Regions from separate parts of the Mus musculus genome. Here region 2 is linked to region 1. The links are chromatin loops, found by intact Hi-C in ENCODE. Cell type or tissue: left cerebral cortex. All regions are shown on one strand.

Evidence for each region. Hi-C counts contacts between places; a loop is a spot of excess contacts. Peaks named below come from ENCODE experiments on the same cell type or tissue, not always from the same donor. Only the 100,000 strongest peaks of a DNase experiment are listed, where the experiment ranks them.
Region 2: it touches region 1 in a loop (2.7-fold over the local background); 4 of 42 quality-filtered maps call a loop at or near these places.

What each region holds. Positions count from the first base shown.
Region 1 is chr3:29,992,436-29,994,935 of GRCm38, forward strand. Mecom (MDS1 and EVI1 complex locus) reads right to left here. Exons shown (of 16, transcript NM_001370769.2): 5 at 1,051-1,267. Among named protein-coding and RNA genes, the nearest start is that of Gm52621, 2.6 kb to the right of the region's middle. In left cerebral cortex, no CTCF peak of the experiment used is centred here; a DNase peak (open chromatin) is centred at 1,120.
Region 2 is chr3:29,811,612-29,814,111 of GRCm38, forward strand. The region is part of intron 3 of Gm33206 (a long non-coding RNA gene); the gene reads right to left. Among named protein-coding and RNA genes, the nearest start is that of Mannr, 78 kb to the right of the region's middle. In left cerebral cortex, a CTCF peak has its summit at 1,495 (motif pointing right); DNase peaks (open chromatin) are centred at 1,446 and 1,946.

The sequences.
Region 1 (2,500 bases):
CCTTTTGCAAAGCAAAAATGAAAGGCATTAGGTAGAAATAAACAAAAAGAAAACCTATTGACATCTCTGAACATAAAGTTGCATTTTGTAGTATAATTATCAACATAGTTTTCAAAGGGGGGGCGGGGGTTCCAGTGCTGGTGTTTCCTTCAGTCAAATAAAGAACATTCAGGAACTAAATTCAAAAGGCTATGCAAAGCAAATACACTGCTGAGATCTGATTTTCATCTTCTTAAATATTAAAGCATTGCTTCATTTAGATCCCTACAGTGCTGTTCTTCCCTTTAGAAAATGCTACACTGGGAACCTGAACATAGTCTGGTTCTTTTGTGGATATGCAATTTGATGGATGATTTGAGTTAAATCTGTGACCTATATGGATCTGTCAAAATTTATCTCTGAAAGTGAGCCTGAGATCTAGAATTTTAGCCCTTTAAATGAGATAGAAGTAGCTTTACTATTTAAATGACATCGAGGTAGCCTTGCTATTTAAATGAGGTAGAGGTCACCTTACTAGAAGTAGCCTTACTATTCTTGACATATCACTAGTTATTTTTTTCTTCTGACTCTGTATTTTTTTCCTCAAAGTCATAATTCCCTGTAAAGTTAAGACTTGAGTTCACTATAACCCTGCTTAAATCATAGTATCTATAGACTAGCAATATAGCTCAATGACATATTGATGTCTTATACAGTCAAGGCTCTGGTATAATCCCTAGGTTTAGGAGGAAAATGAGAAGGGGAAGGGGAAGGAAGAGTAGGGAGAGAAGGGGAGGGGAGGAAAAGAAAGATGAGGAAAGAGAAGGGATGGGGAGGGAAGGGAAGGGAAGGGAAGGGATGGAATATTTTCTGATTGACAAAAATGATCCAGGTCCACTGTAAGTATCTTAAGGACAAGGCTTTTTAAGGAAGCAATGATTCCCAAGCATGCCACCAGCACATCTGGCCAGTTGTTTTGAAGCTCTAGTCTTCCCCCGAGCAAACTTGTCAAACTCCAGCATAACACTTTGCTGCAGAGCACACACCCACGTTCACCATGTCTTCTCTAACCTTTGCAGATCGGGGAAAACTCGGTCACATTCCTTACAGTCCTGGTTGCCATGGATCTCTCGGAGATCGCTCTCACTCTCCAGGTTTTGTTGCAAGTCCTCCTCCACCATGGAGAAGGCCGAGTGAGGTGTGCTGCATGGGAACTTCTGGTGATCGGCTAGCTCTGCCTTGGATTCAAAGAGCTGGTCACAGTCCTCACAGCGGTGCTGCCGTTCTTCTGTAGAAACAGTGCAAGGATCTTTAGCTAGCAAGGTGGGATCCAAAAGTCCTCATCACCATAACCAGCCGTCTTATGGAGTTACACAAAACACAGCCCATAGTTTGCTTAGAAAGAGAGAGGGGGGGGAGGGGGAAGGGGAGGGGGAGGGGAAGGGGAGGGGAAGGGGGAGGGGGAGAGGGAGAGAGAGACTGTATGACAGTGGACCCACCCATACATGTGTACACACATAGAGGTTGCTATTGTGTGTCTTACTCTACTCCTCACTGTATTTTTTCTAAAACAGGGCCTCTCGCTGAACCTAGACTCACCATTTCGATACCCTGGGGATGCCCCTGCCTCTGTCCCTCCCTTCAATGGGGTTACTGATGTGCGCAGCCATGCTTGCTTTTACATGGATGCTGAGGATTCAGACTCATGTCCTCAGGCTTGGACAGCAAACACTTTATTTACCCACTTTGCCACTCCCAACCCTGAAAGCTTTGACCAGCATTTCTCCAAGTCAAGTTAACAAGGAAAGTAAAAATAAGAAATGCGAAGGACCCCATAAGATGTCTGGGAGAATAATGCACCTACAGAGGCTACCAGGTAATCTCCCCTTCAAGTAAAACTTAGCACCTGAATCTTTGTAGGTTCTCGGGATAATGGAAGTGGTAATTGCCTTTTACTGATCATAATCTCAAGTTTCAAGCCAATCCAGGAGTTACTCATATTCCTTAACAGCTAAGTATAAGAATATATAGGTCTGATTTTCACCCAATTTTTCAGATGACAGTACTAAGGCTTAGAGCGACTAAGTAATCAGTTATGGACCCAAAAGAGAAGTGGCTGGGTCCGAACCCAAACTCACTTCTTTTCCCTAAGCCAAAGGCATGTACACAGAGGCCCTGTCTGAGGTGCAATTATGCCCATCATTGTTAGTAAACCATCAATTACCTGGAGTGCAGCACAAGGTGTTTCCAGAACTCTTTGAGGCTAATTTATATTTCTCAGGAGCCAGCGATAATTGGCATAGCTTTGTTAGATAGCAAACATGAATTTATACTTTAAATCAGTAGAGTACATAGACGGTAATAGTTGAAAATACAATGAGCTTAATGAAGTTGGTTAGAAAGAGCACTGTTCCTACTCTTTCTACTCAATGGCTGAGAACCCACACAAAAGTCCACAGGTATGACCCAAGAGGTATTGTGTATACCTCGTGATGCCTAAAAACACCCATAGTAACACCAT
Region 2 (2,500 bases), 180 kb before region 1:
ATTTTGGCCATCTCTCCCACCTCTGCTTTAAATATTGTTTCAAAATGACCTTGTAGTCATGATAATAGTAGTCATTTACCTGTCACCCTGCACTGCTCAGCCATTGCACATAATCTCCAGAGCAGCAGTGGAAGGCAGGTGTTCCCCTGCTTGGAGGTTGGGCCAGGTCATATTTCATTAAATGTCCCCATGAAACCTAGCACTGTGCCTTGGATACACAAGACCCTCGTCACACATGTTTTGATTGACTGAAACTCGGCAGTATGTCCCACTCCCTTTCTTTGTAATGTATGTAGGTGTTTGATTTATAAGGAATTTCTGTCCCTGGATGTGGCCGGCTATTGAATTTATGTGTGACAAGGAAACCATACAGTTTGGCAACTCTATAGTGATAGGTGATGTGTGATTCATTTGGGGGAAGATAAACATTTTCTATTCAGACTTTGAATACCTGGGCCTACGGTTAGCTAATCAAGTCTCTGCATGGCTGAACAGACATCTTCAAAGGGACTTTACTCTAAATTACTCCATTGTGTGTTTCTAGATGCTGTCCTGTTGCATATTGATAATATTTCTTATAGCCACTGCTTAAAAGTAGGAAACAAACATAATTTAGACTTTACTCATCTTAAAAGAAAGCCAGTGGTGTTATAAACCTAAGTCCATGCTAGAAAACCAGGACCCCAAGACCCTTTGAGAGGCCAGGATGCGCTCACAATAAGTTACATCTGTCTGTAACGTAAGGCACACAAAGAGAGACTCAGAGAGTGTGCCTTTCTTAAAAGATGTGTCAAAGCAGGAATCTAAGTTGGTCCTGGAAGACCGTATAGATAGGTGGCGGGGCATGGGACAGCAAAAACTGCAGGGGCCATTGATCAGCCTCTCTGAGCCATCTCCCTCCTGGTCTGGTTCAGTTGCTTTCTCCTCAACTAACTACTCTTTGCCTCCTGAGGTAGGCTTTAAGTTCCCAGTGGATGTTTTTCTTCCCTCCCCTGTGAAATCACATGAATCTAGGCTGGGTGGGGGCAGGGGAGGAGTATGGTAGGCTCTGAACAAGCCCAACCTCACTGGTGGGAGAAATGGTCCCGTAAATCCTTTCAAAGGGCGCCCACCATGTCTGAGAGTCGGAAGGGGCAGCCGGTGACATGAATACGATTATTGTAATGGAGCAAAATGTGTGACCCGACCGGATTCGGTAAACCCAGCAAAAGGGAACGGCACAGTTAACCCGTGTCTTGGGGGAGCACTAAACCTGGAGCAGACTTATTAATTAGAGCTTCTGAGGGGCACAGAAAAGGGGAGGCTTTCTCCATTATGGAGACAGCTCCATTCTAGCCAGTTGCTTTCCACGGGGGCAACTCCTGCTCCTTTCTTTCTTCTCTTTGAGCCAAGCAGTCTGAGTTACTGTTCACAAGGTCCCTGTTGTGCCTTTTCCATTCAGAAATAGAGCCGATGGGAGAGTTTTTAAATGCATCAGTAGGTGGCGCTCTTTCTTTTAATTTATTTTTCAATCTTCGGTCCAGTTTGTACTGAAAGACCCAGACCTTTTTAATGAAAGAGAAGGGATTTTTAAAATGAAAACACATATACAATGTCCTCTTTTAATTGAAATGGTATATTGTGAAATCATTACTGTCACATGACATTTGTGTTTTAGGGAAATGCATATATATATATATATATATATATATTCCTAAATTGACTTTAGCAATTTGAAAATGATAGTGGACATCTGTGTTCAATAACGTTTTGTTGGTAACCGGTGTTTAATATTTCATGTCAAATCAGGAAGAGTGATAGAAGGTTCTGGAACAGCGGCGGCGACTGGCATTCCTGCAGCACAGCCTGCCCTTTGTCATACTCACCATAAAGAAACCTGCTGTAGCCGGGATGGGAGCTGCACCAGAGTGACTCTGTTCTTGGACCTTACATAAACTTCCAGAATACACTGTCTCTATTTTCTTTTAGAAATATGTCTATAAGCAAAACGGGCTAAAGGACTTCCCAAGCTCATTATTTATTTAAGTGGGAAAGAGGGGGAGTGTGTGTTGGGGGAAAGAGCTCTTGGAAGAAATTACAGCAGAATAAATCATCTTCTAGAACAAATCTTACCTTTGTTTCTCGTCAGTCCTCTTTCTTGCCTAGTTGGTAGGCTGTGATGGGAAGGGAGGCGAATGCCAATGGAAACATGCCTCCAGTGGTTCACAATGAACTCTGGCTAGGATTCTAACAGTAGGAGCTGAGCAGGGTGGGACAGGGGCAGAGAGGAGCAAGGAATAACTTTGAATAAGTTTGTTTCCTTCTCTCATCCTCTTCTATGTGCAATCTAAACTCTATATGCAGCATTGACTTAACAACAGATGTGGTAAAAAGACAATTGGAGGAAAGGGGGCTCTCTTTCAGCTGTCTACAAGACTAGTCCCCTGAATCATCACACTGACCTGCTATTCAGGTCTGTCGGGCTAATTTCAACATTTTTTTTAAATGCAGGGTCCAGATC